Regions from separate parts of the Mus musculus genome. Here region 1 is linked to region 2. The links are chromatin loops, found by intact Hi-C in ENCODE. Cell type or tissue: left cerebral cortex. All regions are shown on one strand.

Region 1 (8,000 bases), 180 kb after region 2:
GCTGTGATAGACTATGGGGACTTTTGAAGTTGGACTAAATGCATTTTGTATAATGGTATGGCTAGGTATGCCCTCCCTGCAAATAGACTCATATGTTTGAACAAGCCTATGGGTGTCAGGGAGTAGAATGTAGTGGTTTGAATAGGTCTGGCCCCCATAGATTCTTGTTTCAATGGTTGTCCATAGAAAGTGGCACTATTAGGAGATGTGGCCTTATTGGAGTAGCTGTGGCCTTGTGATGTGATGCCAGCACTTGGGAGGATCCCAGAAGATCATGTGTGTCACTCTGGGTGTGGGCTTTGAGATGACCCATGCTGAAGCTCTGCCCAGTGTGGAATCAGAGCCTCTTCCTGGCCTAACTATGAAGGACAATCCTCTTCTGCTACCTGCAGATGAAGATACCTAACTCTCAGGTCCTCCAGCGCTATTGTCTGTCTGGATGCTGCCATGTTTCTCACCATGATGATAATGGACTGAACCTCTGAAACTGTAAGCCAGCCCCAAATAAATGTTTGCCTTTATAAGAGTTGTCTGGGGCTGGTGAGATGGCTCAGTGGGTAAGAGCACCTGACTGCTCTTCTGAAGGTCAGGAGTTCAAATCCCAGCAACCACATGGTGGCTCACAACCATCAGTAACGAGATCTGACTCCCTCTTCTGGAGTGTCTGAGGACAGCTACAGTGTACTTACACATAATAAATAAATAAATCTTAAAAAAAAAAAAAGAGTTGTCTGGGTCATGGTGTTTCTTCACAGCAATAAAATGAAGACACACATGCACAAAAATAAAAATAAAACAAATCTTAAAAAAGTACTGAGTGTGGCAGTGCACATGGTAACCCCAACGTTATAAGACACACACAGGTGCATTCTGGGGAATTCATAGTCAAAAAGCACAGTGCCAAGGATGAGGTAGAGGCTCAGTGAGAGACCCTGCCTCAGAGCCTAAGGTGGAGGGCCAGCCAAGGACGCAGTGCATAAAAGCTCCGGTTGCCAAGCCTGAGTTTATTACTGGGAATGAAAGGACCACCAAATTGTTGTTTGGCTTCCACACACATGCTTGCTTGAGTGTTTATACATGTCCATTCACATAGGCAAAATGAATAAAGTGTAATTTTTTTCTTTTGGTTTTTGGAGACAGGGTTTTAATTTTAACTTTTTCAAAACCTATTTTTAATTATGGTCTTTAAACCTCCCTTCTAGCCCACCAGCTACCAGCAGTAGTGGAAAAGAAAGGATACAGGGGAAGTGGAAAGGTTCTTTGGAGCAAATCCCTCTGTGTTGTCTGGAGATCGGCAGTTCAGTTCACAGGTTCGCAGTGACAGCTCGATCCACCCGCAAACACTTCACGGATACACCAGTAGTCCAGTTTGGTAGAGTCAGGACAGTCTGCAGTGGTGACACAGCCTAGCAGGAACAGCTGGGCCTCAGCCTCGGCACAAGTCAGCAGGAGGGACCAACAGGAACACCAGGAGTTCTTGAAGAATCGAAGATCAGTGAAGACGAGAAACCAAACCGAGAAACATAACAGTTACCTCTCTAGGCAAGCCCAGCCCCAGCCTTCGTCCGTGGAGTCCTTTTTGTACTCCTTCCAAACATCATGTGTCTTCCTCAGCACGTGTGCCTGTCTCAGCACGTGTGCCTGTCTCAGCAGAGCAAGAAGCCGCAAGAACCTCTAGAGAAGTTTTTAGGTGTATTTCTCTCGGTGGAGTCCCGACAAATGGAACTCAACAGTGAAATGTCAACATGTGTGTTGTTAGTGAAGGATCCTTCATCACGTGTCCTTTCATATGTTTGTTTTAGCAGAACATTCTTTTTTTTTTTTTTTTTTTTTTTTTGGTTTTTCCAGACAGGGTTTCTCTGTGTAGCCCTGGCTGTCCTGGAACTCACTCTGTAGACCAGGCTGGCCTCAAACTCAGAAATCCGCCTGCCTCTGCCTCCCGAGTGCTGGGTTAGCAGAATATTCTTATACCTGTGTCTGCTTCAGCAAAACGTCATCCAACACAACTGGGCCTTAACTTCTGGGCTCAAATGTTCCTCCTTTCTTCATGTCTTGCCAAGCTGGGACTCCCTGACCCAGCATTGGTAACTTGTTGTTAGATACTACATATTTATCTTCTCTTTTTAAAAAATTGTTTATTAGATTTATTTATTTTATGAATGTGAGTATGCTGTCTTCAGACACACCAGAAAAAGGCATCAGATCCCATTATGGATGGTTGTGAGCCACCATGTGGTTGCTGGGATTTGAACTCAGGACCTCTGGAAGAGCAGCCAGTGCTCTTAACCGCTGAGCCATCGCTCCAGCCCTAATATTTATCTTCTTGTGCTGAATATTCCTACATTACAAATAAAAATCCAGGGCTGAAGCTGTAGCTCTGTGGTAGAGTTCTTGCCTAGTATCCATGACAACCTAGGTTTGATTCCTAGTACTGTAACAAAACAAAACGATAACAACAAAACAACAACAACAACAATAACAAAGCTGCAGTTCAATCCCTGGGGCACACACAATGGAAAGAGAGAATCAAGTCCCAAAAGCTGTCTGCCTTCCATATATGTGCTGTGATGTACGTATGTCCCATGCACACACACATGTGTGTGTATATACATACACACTCTCACAAATAAACACATAAACAAACAAACATAATAATAAAACTAAGCAAACAACAAAAAGGAACTATTAAAAACATGCGACTCAGAGCCGGAGGGATGGCTCATCACATTCGTTGCTCTCACAGAGGACTTCAGTTCTTAGCATCCACTTGGCAACTCACAACTGTCTGGAACTCCAGTCCCAGAGGAACTACCGCCTTCTTCTGGCCTCTGCTGGCACTGCATTTGCATAGTACACAGGCAACCCCCATGTACATAACATACAAATAAGTAGATAAACATCTCTAACACCAATAGCACAAACCCGAACCGGGGCTCTTTCCAGGTGCTTCTCATCCTGGTGCTCAGAGCTTACAGTAAGTGTTTTTGATCTTTTCTCTCTCCACTTCCCTGGGTCTCCAGTCTGTGACACAGCTGAGTTACTAGGGAACAGTTTGGTCCTTTGGAGTCTCCTCAGGCAGGATATGGCTGCCCTTCCTCCACACCTGAGGCAGTTCGTCTCTGTGGTGGGTTTGTCGGTGCCATCAGCTAGAGAGAAAAATACCACAATATTGAGATAACACATAGGTGATCTGGTAGGGCCCCCAGGAAAGGCAAGTAGAGGGAGGGGGGGGGGTCATTCGAGGGTAGGAGCTCACAGACACCCAGGGCAACCTAGTGTGATTCCTTTTCATGACCCCACAGCACAGCAACAGCAGGTCTAGGAGATGGCTCAGTCAATAGAGTGCTTGCCATGTCTGATGATTAGTGCTCAATGTCAACTTGACACACACAGAGCCACCCGGAAAGACGTCTTGCTAAGGAGTCAGGTTGGCTTGGGGGAATGTCTGTGGAGATTGTCAGGTGAATGTGGATGGCGCCATTTCCTATGCTCAATCCAAACTACCCAGTAGGCAGTCGAGTGCAGGCTCTCTCTCTCTCTCTCTCTCTCTCTCCCTCTCCCTCTCCCTCTCCCTCTCCCTCTCCCTCTCCCTCTCCCTCTCCCTCTCCCTCTCCCTCTCCCTCTCCCTCTCCCTCTCTCCCTCTCTCTCTCCCCCTCTGTTAAGCCACAGTCCCACTATATATTTTTGGCTAGCTTGGAACTCTCTACATAGGCCAGGTTGGCCTGGAACTCACAGCAATCCACCTGCCTCTGCATCCTGAGTGTTGGGTGGTCCACCAGACTTGGCCTCCCTTTTCTAGGAAGGGTGATTGGAGGCTGATTTGGAGCATCTCATCACCTGCAGCTGATTCTAGGCGTCACTGATACACAGAGACACTCAGTGGGAAAGCTTGGGTTTGAACCAGATCATTTTCCCTCTTCCCATGAGAGCATAGAAGAGAAGGCAGGTCCTCACTATTAGCATCTTAGTGACAGATACTAAATCCAGATGCCCATAGCTTCTGAGAGCTCGTGGCAGTGTTCAGGTAGGCAAATATTTAAGAACATCTAGACTTAGGGCTGTTAAAAGGAATATTAACATTGAAATAGAACTATAAACTGAATTTTAAAAACAAAGAGAAAAATGTAGACAAAAATCACTCTAAGGGATCACTATTTAATTTCAGAAATGTTCTTATATTTTATAACTTGGTATTTTGCATACCTACACGCAAGCATACTCATGTGTATATATGCCATTCTCTCTCTCTCTTAGATTTGGCATCTAAGGCTATGAAAAAATAACATTTATATACAGGGCTCAGAGCTCCAGTTCTACATTGGAAGTTAAAAAAAAATCACACTCTGACAGCATGCTCTGTCTTTGGCACTCTGGTAAGAAAACCAAGGCTGCCTGCCAAGGCTATGGAACCCCATGAAAATGGCTTCATCTAGCCAGTTTGGATGTCTGAGGGGCTTGGCTGCCAGGATGCAAGGTGTGTGGGCTGTGGCAACAGAAGGAGCCCACCATGCTCTTCCTCAACTGCTGCATGTGGCCTCTGTTAGAGAAACTTAAAAAAAATGGTTGGTTGAGTCAAAATCTTATGTAGCCCAGGCTGACTTCCAGTTTACTCCATGGCCAAGAACGACCTATTGCCTCAACATCTTGAGTGCTGGGATTGTAGACATGCCCAGTTTATGCCCTGCTGGAGATGAAACCCATGTCCTCTTGCAAGCTAGTGGCATCAGAATATTGGGGTATCTTTGAGAGTGAAGCCTTCCTTGAGGAGCCAGGGTCCTGGAATATTACTAGCCACCAAAGCTTCTGTGAACCAGACCTGGGCTTTAGGGTCCTCTCTCACTCCAGAAGAATGACAATTACAGCCCATGGATGGTGAGATTTGTTTGTTTGTCGAAATTTTTATTATAGATTCTTAGGTAGGAGTTTAAAAGAGAGAGACAGGGCTACAAAGATAGCTCAGAGGCTAAGAGCATTGGCTGCTCTTAAATAAAGAGGACTCAAGTTTGTTTCCCAGCACTCACATGGAAGCCCACAACCATCTATGACTCTAGTCCCAAGGGGTCTAATCCTGCTTCTGGACTTTGCAGGCATCAGACATGAATATAGCACACGTCCATATATGCAGGCAAAACATTCATCCTCATATCGTAAAATTTGAAAGAAAAAGAGGGAGAGAGAGTCATGCTATGTAAGTGAGAGATAGAGGTCAAACGACCACATGGCAAGGAGGGGAGTTTGTGAGAAAGATCAGGAAAGCCCAGGGAGGCAGAGAAACACACTCTGGTCAGCGTTTGAAAGACAAAGCAGAAGAAAAGCAAAAGCATAAGAATTCAAAAAAGTGGGAGGACCCAACAGAACCCCAGGCAGCTCACAGAGACTGCATCAGGGGCAGGAGGAATTCTGGGAAGGAAAAGTACATCATCTCATTAAAGGGATAATGATCCTGCTTTCCTGCTTAACACACTTCAGGTGAACCTACCTTCGCAGAGTGGTCTCTTAGCTAGGACCTGCTTTACTGGAATGCAGGTCTCTATTCAGGACACAGAGTTGACTCTCTTAACCAGAAGGAAACAGTTTCTTAATGGCTTATAGTGTTACTATGATACTAAGTAAGTATTATACCAACTGACCTACATCCCCACACTGCTTTTGTTGTTTTTGCTATAGAGTTTCACATAGCACAGACTGGCCACTAACTCACCATGCTTCTGAAGACAGACTTCCAACTCCGGATCCTCCTGCCTCGCCTCTCAAGTGTTGGGATTACAGTTGTGCTCTGCCACTTGGGGCTCTAATCAGAGCTTACTTTGTTATTTATTTTTGAGACAGGGTTTCACTGTCTGGGATTAAAGGTGCAGACTACCATAGGCATTGTGCTTCTTTGTTTGTTCATTTATCCTTGCAGGACGAAGGTGGAGGCCATTTTTGTGGAGTCTCTTCTCTCCTTCTACCTTCATGTGTGTTCCTGGGACTGACTGGGTCACCAGGCTTGTGCTGCAAGCAGTTTTCCTGGCTGAACCGTCTCACTGCCTTACTGGAACTTTAGCAAAGCAAACCCTCTCTTTCCTTTCTTTTAACCATGGCGTCATGTCCTCACTGAAATTTCCTGTTTTACAGTTTTACTGCTGGATGCTAAAGGAACATGTATCTATGTAGATTTTCAATCATGTCAGTTGCACTGATATGTAGGCACCAGGCTATCCTAGCAGGTGGGCCTCTGGGAGGTTTACTTTGCTGTCCAGGGTGCTGACACTAAGCTGCAGGAGAGCAGTGACTCATGGGCTAGAGATGAAGCTCAGAAGTAGAGTCCTTTCCTAGAATGCTTAAGTCCCTGGGTTCAATCCCCAGCACCCTATAATCCTGACATGGTGGCCCATACCTCTAATCCCAGCTCTCAGGACTAGAGGCAGGAGGATCAGGAGTTCCAGGACATAATGCTTGCTGTACGTCAAAGAGCCCCTTAAGCAGGAGGCAGGCACCTCTCGGCCTGAGGCCTTTCCCTGGTACAAACACCACACTTTGTATACATACTTGTTTGCTCTCTCTCTCTCTCTCTCTCTCTCTCTCTCTCTCTCTCTCTCCCTCTCTCTCTCTCTCTCTCTGTGTGTGTGTGTGTGTGTGTGTGTGTGTCCTCTTTGTTCCTGAGAGAGGGTCTCACTATGTACATCTAACTCTACTGGAACTCATTATGTAGAGCAGGCTGGCCTTGAACTCAGAGCTCCTCCTGCCCGTCTCCTGAGTTCTAGGATTAAAGGCATGTGCTGCCACACTTGCTTGCTGTGGTTTTTCATGTCACTCTCCTGTGACATACCATGGTAGAAATCCTCAGTTTCAACCTTCCACTCCAGGAAGCCCTTCCGATTCGCTCTCAGTGGTACTACAGCAGCTATGCCTTCAGGACCAGAGAGCTTGTGAAGCTGGGGGCTTGGGTGGCTCAGGACTGGTCTTTGTCAGTCCTCAGGTGCTTATTACAAGGACTCAAGCTGGCCTGTTCCTGCTCCAAGACTGTACTGCCCCCTCCCACCCCCCACCTCCCAACTGTGACCTTCTGTGTAGCTCAGGGTTCACAGTCCATCTCTCTGGAGCTAAATTCCTTATAGAATTATGGTGCAGGTTTCTCCAGATCAGCTAGCCACTGCCCCTCCTGGTAGAAATTCGAACAGCCACTCAACTATCTGAAAAGAAGTGACGCTGGAGGTTGATACAATAAATTGTGAATTTTAGGCAAGTGTGGGCTACCTGATGAGACCTCATCATAACCCTTCTTCAACTCATAAAGGGAGAAAGTGGCTGATCCTTTCAGGATCAACTGCTAAATGTCACCCCTAGTCAGTGTTGTCACCTGCTGCTGTTGATACTTTAGCTAGCAGACAGTAGCATCAAGCTCCTAATGACCTCGGACAAGGCCCTTGGTTACCTGCACACTAGGCACCTGGCTTCATGTGAAAAAAATTAATTCCAATAATAATGAGAATACAAAGATTAACTTTTAATATATATTTTTAAAGATTTTGAGCCAGGAGTGGTCCCTGCACACCTTTAATTCAAGTGTTTTGGAAATAGAGACAGATGGATTACTGTGAGTTTGAGGACAGCATGGTCTACATAGTGTGCCTCAGAAACAAAGCTTTAGTTTTATTTATGCATATGTGTGAATACTTGCAGGTATGTTTGTGCCTGGTGCCTGAAGAACTGTAGTTACAGAGAGTCACATCCTGCTATGACATGGGTGGTGGAAATTGAATTGTAGCTCTCTGCAACTCTCTCTCTCTCTCTCTCTCTCATGCACGCACACACACACACACACACACACACACACACACACACACACACACTCCCCTTTTGAGACAAGGTGTCACCATGTAGCCTAGGCAGGCTTTGAACATGAAACCCTCTTGCATTTTTTTCAAAGTGTTATGAGGAGTCCTTTCATGTTCAGTATAGATACACTGTTCCAGTGTTTTTTTAAAAAAAGTTTTTGTATGTCCCTGTAGAGAGA
Region 2 (8,000 bases):
ACTCTAACACAGAAATTATTATCAAGAATGGGGAACTGATATAACAAAAAAAAACTTTAAAATTTTTTAAATGGTTTATCATGAAACATTAACAATGAGATATTAAAAAGAAAGCAGCTAGTCCTTTTTATGCTGCCATCAATATGTGATGCGACCAGAACCTAAGTAGTGACTTAGAAAGCCAACACTAACCTCAGAACTTTAGAGAGATACCTAGAAGTCAGAAGTTACTTTATGTTGCCTGCTCTCCTCAGTTTTCCCAATAAGAGAGAAAAGAATCCCATTCTTTTAGCAACTCTCTGCATCTGTATTATATGCAAAATACTAAACAATGACATAATTCTTCAATCTGTGGGATATACTTAGTGCACATATTCTTCGGGGTGTGAAGAAGTAAAGCTGAGAGGAGTGTACACATAAAATGGGCACAAGGACAATGCTTTAGAAGCTGCAAATATGAAAGAATTTACCCTGTGGGTAGGTTTGCTTATCTTTAAGAAATAGATTCAGGCTGGGCAGGGGTGGCACACGCCTTTAATCCCAGCACTTGGGAGGCAGAGGCAGGTGGATTTTTGAGTTCGAGGCCAGCCTGGTCTACAAAATGAGTTCCAGGATAGCCAGGGCTACACAGAGAAACCCTGTCTCAAAAAAACCAAAGAAGAGGGGGAGGGGGAGGGGGAGGGGGAGGGGGAGGGGGAGGGGGAGGGGGAGGAGGAGGAGGAGGAGGAGGAGGAGGAGGAGGAGGAGAAGAAGAAGAAGAAGAAATAATAATAATAATAATAATAATAATAATAATAATAATAGATTCAGAACCAGTTCTAATCAACAATGTTAGCAATCAAGGCTAGCTCTGTGTGTCCTCTTTCCCAGGCCAATGGCTCTATCCAGGATCCTAACATGGACTTGCTAAAGAAAATGAAGGACTGCTAAACGTGGGTTTTATTCCTGATTAGATTTTTCTGGTTTGACTTTTTATTTTTAATCAATAAAAAGAAATTTTCTAACTGCTTCCTAGAAAGCAAAACCTCCAATCACAAACCATAACAATAGGTTCCCCTAAATGTTTCTATCTTACACTCTTCCTGTGTAGAGTGAGTTAGATCTTACTATCTGCCCCACTCAAGGCAGGATGCCACACACTCTGTGACCAGTATTCTTCTCCTAGTCCTACTCTTCAAAAATTGTCAGTTTGGCAGTAAGAAGTGAAACATGCCATGGTAGTTGGGATGATATCAACTAAAGATTAAACCTGTGATCTCATTCAGAGCACAACTGGATAAATGACTGTGAAGATCAGTGATAACTTATGAAATATTCCAGCCAGCATTTGTATAATGGATAAACCAGACACTAGCTCATTTAATTGGCCACTTTTTACTTTTCATAGGGTTTTAAATGTTCAGTTACATGCAGTCCAATTTGTAAAAGACAGAACTAACAATTTTCATGTCTGAAACTGAAGAAACAGAAAGGAGAATTTTCATATCTGAAACTGGGGGCGGGGGGGAGAACATGAACAATGTCTCAGCCTGTAAAGCCCTGCTAAACAAGAATTAAAACTTGAAGTCAGATCTCAAGAATCCACATCAAAAGCCTATAATCCCATCATTTGGGAAGCAGAAATAAGAAGATCCCTGGAGCTCATAGCCAATTGGTTGTCTGATTTAAACTGACCCTGTCTCAAAAATCAATGTGTGGGTGTGCCAGGTTAGTGATGCATGTCTTTAAGCCAGTCTGCTCTACAAACTGAGTTCCAGGACAACAAGAGCTACATAGTGAAACTCTATCTCAAAAAGACAAGATAAAAAACCAGGGACCAAGTATGGTGGCACACATACTTTAATCAAAGCACTTAGGAAGCAAAGGCACATGATCTCTTTGAGCTGAAGGCCGGCTTGGTCTGCATTAGGAGTTCCAAGACAGCCAGAGCTACACAGTGAAAATCAGCAAGCAAACAAGTAAACCAATGTAGCCATCAACAGAGTAAACCACTGGACATCAACCCCCTGTGTATATCAATCATTACCTCCTATGGACACAGTTGTTGCCCATGGATGGATACAGTCACCTCCTACAACGGTTAGTTTTAATTATCAATTTGATACAACCTATAATCATCTGGAAAAAGTCTTGATGAGGAATTATCTAGACCAGGTTGGCCTGTGGCCTTATAGGTAGGGGATTATCTTATTTAACTGTCCATTGTATTAAGTACCATTCCCTAGAGAGAAGAAAAATAGCTGAGGTGCTAGAGAGATGGTTCGGTGGTTAAGAGCATACCGCATCAAAACATGGCAACTCGCAACCACCTATAACTCCCATGCTGGGGCCTAGCAAACACAGAAGTGGATGCTCACAGTCAGCTATTGGATGGATCACAGGGCCCCCAATGGAGGAGCTAGAGAAAGTACCCAAGGAGCTAAAGTGAACTGCAACTCTATAGGTGGAACAACAATATGAACTAACCAGTTCCCCGGAGCTCTTGACTCTAGCTGCATATGTATCAAAAGATGGCCTAGTCGGCCATCACTGGAAAGAGAGGCTCATTGGACTTGCAAACTTTATATGCCCCAGTACAGGGGAACGCCAGGGCCAAAAAGAGGGAGTGGGTGGGTAGGGGAGTGGGGGGGTGGGTATGGGGGACTTTTGGGATAGCATTGGAAATGTAAATGAGGAAAATACCTAATAAAAAATTAAAAAAATATATAACTCCCATTCCAGGGAGTTTTTTCGACTTTTGAGGACACGGGGCATGTATGTGCTACATAGACTTACATGCAGACAAACTATGCATTCACATAAAATAAAAATAAATGATCTTTAAATACAAGTAAGCCAAATCATTAATGAAAAATATATTTCTAAAAAAATAAGAAAGCTGTGAGCAAGCAAACAAGGATACACTCTTTCTTTGCTCCTGATTGTGGATACAATGTCTACACAAAGCTCATGCTCTAGCCTTGACTATCCTAAAACAACAGACAGTAAGTTGGAATTGTGAGTCAAATAAATCCTCTTCTTCCCTACGTTGTCCTTAGTCGGGGTATTATCCCAACAACAGAAATGAAGCCAGACACTTCCCAACTTTAAACCCAGCCTAAATAAAAATACTCAGTTCCACTTAGTCACAAAATTCTCTATAGCCAAAAGGGGAGGAGGGAGCGCCTAATTAATTTTCTAGCCACTAGGTGGCACATGTGCCATGTAACTAGACTACAGTAGAACCTAATTCCCAATAAGGAAGCTTCTAAAAGAACTTAAGTATCTATACTTCATGAAATATCACTGGTTATATGGCATTTAGGAGATACAAAGAAAATTAAATCTGACCTCTAACTTCATGTACTTATACATCATTTCAACCCTTTAACACCACCACAACTCTTGATGAACCCTAAAGAATTAGGTTTAAGACAAGAGAAAGTTTAAGTCAACAATGGCTTAAAAATCTAATCATCCACAACAGACAGACATCTTTAACTCAGCCATGGACCATAGGACCATGACAAGTTAATGAACTTTGGTTTGTTTTCAAAATCAAATAGATAATGCCTCCTAAAATAAAGCTATCCTTCAGATCAAAAAATATAATGCATGAATCCAAGTGTAAACATGAAGTTGTTATTAAGTATGAGTACACAGTTGCTATTCTGGCTGTACACATTCACGCAGTATGGTCTATATAGTCTTGCTCATCTCACCTACAGCTTATCTTCCTCATGTATACTAAACAGCTACTCAATGAATTGTACCTGTGGCTCTTGATGTACGACCACAAATTATCTAAAAATAGTTTAGGGTGTAACAGAAAGAACACTCCTGACTTCTTTGTGCTAAGAAGTTAACACTTCATTTCTTTTTAAAAAATAATTTAATTTTTATGTTTATGAATACACTGTAGCTGTCTTCAGACACACAGAAGAGGCATCAGATCTCATTAAAGATGGTTGTGAGCCACCATGCAGTTGCTAAGAATTGAACTCAGGACCTCCAGAAGAGCAGCCAGTGCTTTCAACCACTGTGAGCCATCTCTTTAGCTCCATATTTCATTTCTTTATACCAACTATTTATAACAAGATTATAACTACATACAATATACTGTATACAAATAAAGTAGATACCTAGTCTTCATAAATCTCTCTCAGGGGGCTGGAGAGATGGCTCAGCGGTTAAGAGCATTTACTGCTCTTCTGAAGATCCTGAGTTCAAATCCCAGCAACCACATGGTGGCCCACAACCATCCATAGTGAGATATGGTGCCCTCTTCTGGGTTGTCTGAAGACAGCTACAGTGTACTTACATATAATTAATAAATAAATCTTTAAAATCAATCAATCAATCAATCAATCTCTTTCAGAAAGAGAAAATGGTAGCAGGAACAGTAACTGACATGACAGAAGTATGCTTATTTAAGCTGGGAATGTAGCTTGGTTAATATAGTATTTGCCTAGCATACAGAAAGCATTGTATTTAATCCTTAGCACCATACTAAACCAGCCATGCTTATTGCCCCAGCACTCAGGAGGGAGAGTGAATTTGAGCCTAGCCTACGGCCCTATCTTTTAAAAGAAAAAAAGGAAAAACCATGGGGGTGGGGGGAGTGTGCTGGGGGGAGGGGGTCATGCATGGAGACTGGAGAGATTGGTCAGAGGTTAAAGCAAAAGCTTCCAACCACCTGTCACTCCAACTCTGGGAGATCCAGTGCCTCTGTCATCTGATGGCAAATACACTCATGTCCACATACTCAAACACAGATAACACAAACACATATAATAATTAAAAATAAAATAATCATAATGGGCAATAATAGCATATGCCTTTAATCCCAGTATTCTAGAGGCAGAGGCAGGTGGATCTCTATCAGTTTGAGGCCAGTATGGCCTATGTAGTGAATTCCAGGACAGCCAACACTACATAAAGGAAACACTGTTTAAAAAAAAATTTAAATAAGATAAATTTTAGTATGTGCATAGTATAATGAGGTTAAAGGAAGAAGTAGATAGTGTGCTTAATAAGAGCAGAAGCCCAATGATATGAAAATTGACTAGCAGATCTCTGACTCCCCACTTTTAAAAAAAGGAGCAGTCTCTGCCAGAGGATATTCATTTTAAAAATAAGGATCAAGAGGCTCAGTCAGCAATGTGATCATCATGCCAGCATGGATTCAGATGGCGAGTACCCACAAAAAAAAGCTAGGGGTTCACCATCTGTACATCCAGAACCAGGAGGGAAGTGACAAGTAGACTCCTAGAGAGAATAGACACTCAACACAGAAAAATGACTGTCTTCAGCTGCACTAAAACTAATTAATTGTTAAGGAATTCCTTAAAAAGTGAAATGAAGAGCAGCTGAAGAAGATAACTGGCACTGACTTTAGATTTCCACGTGTACTTTACTGTGCAAGAGCACACACTAACCCCACATATATATGTACACACCCTTATAAACACATATCTTCCCATATGACAAAGAATCAAGTCTCAAAGTTGAGCTTCAAAGCCTGGGTTTGTTTGTACACTTTTTCACTGCAGGCACCCTCTAACACGAATTTTGTTAACAAGATTATTGGGACTGCTTTCTGAGGAATCATTTTTGTACTATAAAAACTAAAATAAATACTGAAAATACAAGTTTTACTCTCATTCTTTAAGTACTATCAAATAAGAGAAAACACCTAAGTTAAAGGAAATAAAACACTTTTACTTCAACCAGTTACAAAATAATTTCCTTAAAAAGCAAAAAAATTCTTACGCCAGGTGTGGTGGTACATACCCATAAACTAAGGAAGTCAACGCTAGATTGGACTATATAACAAGTCTGGGCCTTCCTGGCTTAAACCATAAAACCTGAATGAAGTCTACAAATGTATTCAACAAATTCACAGACATTAGAGCATATTTGACTATAAATGCCTCTTATAAAATACATCAGAGTTCAAGCATGCCCTCCCTCACCACACTATACAGTACATTACTGGAAAGCATCCTACTTTGTAATGAATTTTAAAGACTGACTTAATCAGAGGTCCTAGATTCTGGGTAGAAAAGAACATATCTTTATTTTTAATAACCTCCAAATATTGAAATTAAAAAAAAAAAGAAGAATACGAGCTGTGAGAAAGAAAATATAAACTGAGAAGACTGTTGCCACTGTCTAGCCTAATTTGCAGAATTGTAAAAACTTCTTGAGCGGGGCAGTGGTGGCGCACTTAATCCCAGCACTTGGGAGGCAGAGGCAGGTGGATTTCTGAGTTCGAGGCCAGCCTGATCTACAGAGTGAGTTCCAGGACAGCCAGGGCTACACAGAGAAACCCTGTCTCAAAAAACAACAACAACAACAACAACAAAAAATCTTTAGAACACTCAGCAATTTAGGACTACATAAAGGGACAGTATCTCAAATGCAAAATGTGTAAGTAAATGTTTTTAAAACTCTTGATTAATCTACAGTTAGAGGTTTGCTCATTGCATTATGTATTTGCATGTGTGTATTTCACAAGTGAAATAATTGTCAACACTGATACAAAAGCAGGAAAGAACTTTACCACAATAGAAGGTTTAAGCTGAACTTGGAAGGGATTAGGAAGATGACTCAGTGGACAAAGTGTTTATTAGGCAAACATGAGGACTGGAATTTGGATCCACAGGTCCTATTTAGCATTCAGGTAGTCATGGCCATCATATATGCAAACAAGCACACTTATAGGTGTGCATGATTACACATGTGTGCACACACAGACACATGCACACAGTTTTGTATTAATACACAGTCTATAGGAAAACCAGCAATGGGGGCTATATGACATGCTAAGAGAAAATAAAATGTTCAATTAAAAGAGCTAGCTGTAAAAGATGGCAAAGCATGCAATACTGCTAATTGGGAGGCTGAGAGAAGAGAGATCTTGCCTCCCAAAGTGGAGAAAAATAAACAAACAAACAAAACCATAAAAGGCAAAGGACAGCATCATCAGTTACAGCCAGAATTGCTATGGGTCTAGAAAGATAGCTGAGTAAGGTTAAGAGACTTAAGAATCTTTGCATACGACTAAAGTTCAGCTACCAGCACCAATGTTGGGTGACTCACAACCACCAACATAACACCAGCTCAAAAGAGGGATCTGATGTCTCTGGTGTCTTGTGTACATACTGACACAGACACACATACACATAATTAAAAATAAAATTAATCACTTCTCGGCCTTTTGTCTAAGATTAAGTGTAAAAATAAAATTAATTATTGAAAGACGAATCACTTTCATCATATTTAATATAAATGTACTAGTTGTCAAATGGATTAAGAACATGAGCCAACTATATAGTGCTAAGAACAAACCTACTTTGAAAAAACACATGTAAATTAATAGTAAATAAGTGAAGAACTATATCCTATACCCACAGTATACTGCTGATGAGAAGGCAAAATGGTACAGACACTTGACACTACATGGGGTATTTACAAAACTAAACAATTCCAATCATATAATCCAACAATTATGCTACTTAATATTTATCCAAATTGGTTTAAAATATGGCCACACCAAAAACCAAAATTCTAAAACAAAATATGTTGTCTGTAGGTCTATGTGGTAAACCTTTGAAATTATCAATAGGTGGATGATTTAACAGTGAAAGATTATTTAGTGACAGAACAGTCATCGAGACATGCACTGTACATAACAATTTCAAGCCAAAGAAAGCTAAAGCAAAAAGACTGCCTTGAGTTTGAGGCCAGTGTCAGGTATGTAATAAGTCCCAGGCCAGCCTGGGCTATGGAATAAACCATTCCCACAGAAAACATGGGGGGGGGGGCAGGGATGGAGAGGGAAAGGGAGGAAGAGAGAGTGAGACCATAACATATCATAATATATGATAGCCATGTTAGATGCTCAGTGCCTTATTTACCAGCATGCACAACAGGTGGCTCACAGTCACCTGTATATAACTCTAGCTTCAGATAATCTAACCCATTCTTCTAGCCTCTGAAGGTACTCATACACATGG

Evidence for each region. Peaks named below come from ENCODE experiments on the same cell type or tissue, not always from the same donor. Only the 100,000 strongest peaks of a DNase experiment are listed, where the experiment ranks them.
Region 1: a loop joins it to region 2, with 2.4 times the contacts of the local background. A loop is called at or near these places in 14 of 42 quality-filtered maps.

Annotation. Positions count from the first base shown.
Region 1 is chr5:25,595,178-25,603,177 of GRCm38, forward strand. No RefSeq gene overlaps it. Among named protein-coding and RNA genes, the nearest start is that of Gm42235, 15 kb to the right of the region's middle. In left cerebral cortex, a CTCF peak has its summit at 7,155; DNase peaks (open chromatin) are centred at 4,399 and 7,151.
Region 2 is chr5:25,417,611-25,425,610 of GRCm38, forward strand. All of the region lies in intron 2 of Kmt2c (lysine (K)-specific methyltransferase 2C), which reads right to left. Among named protein-coding and RNA genes, the nearest start is that of Kmt2c, 77 kb to the right of the region's middle. In left cerebral cortex, CTCF peaks have their summits at 3,185 (motif pointing right) and 4,243 (motif pointing left); DNase peaks (open chromatin) are centred at 3,169 and 5,188.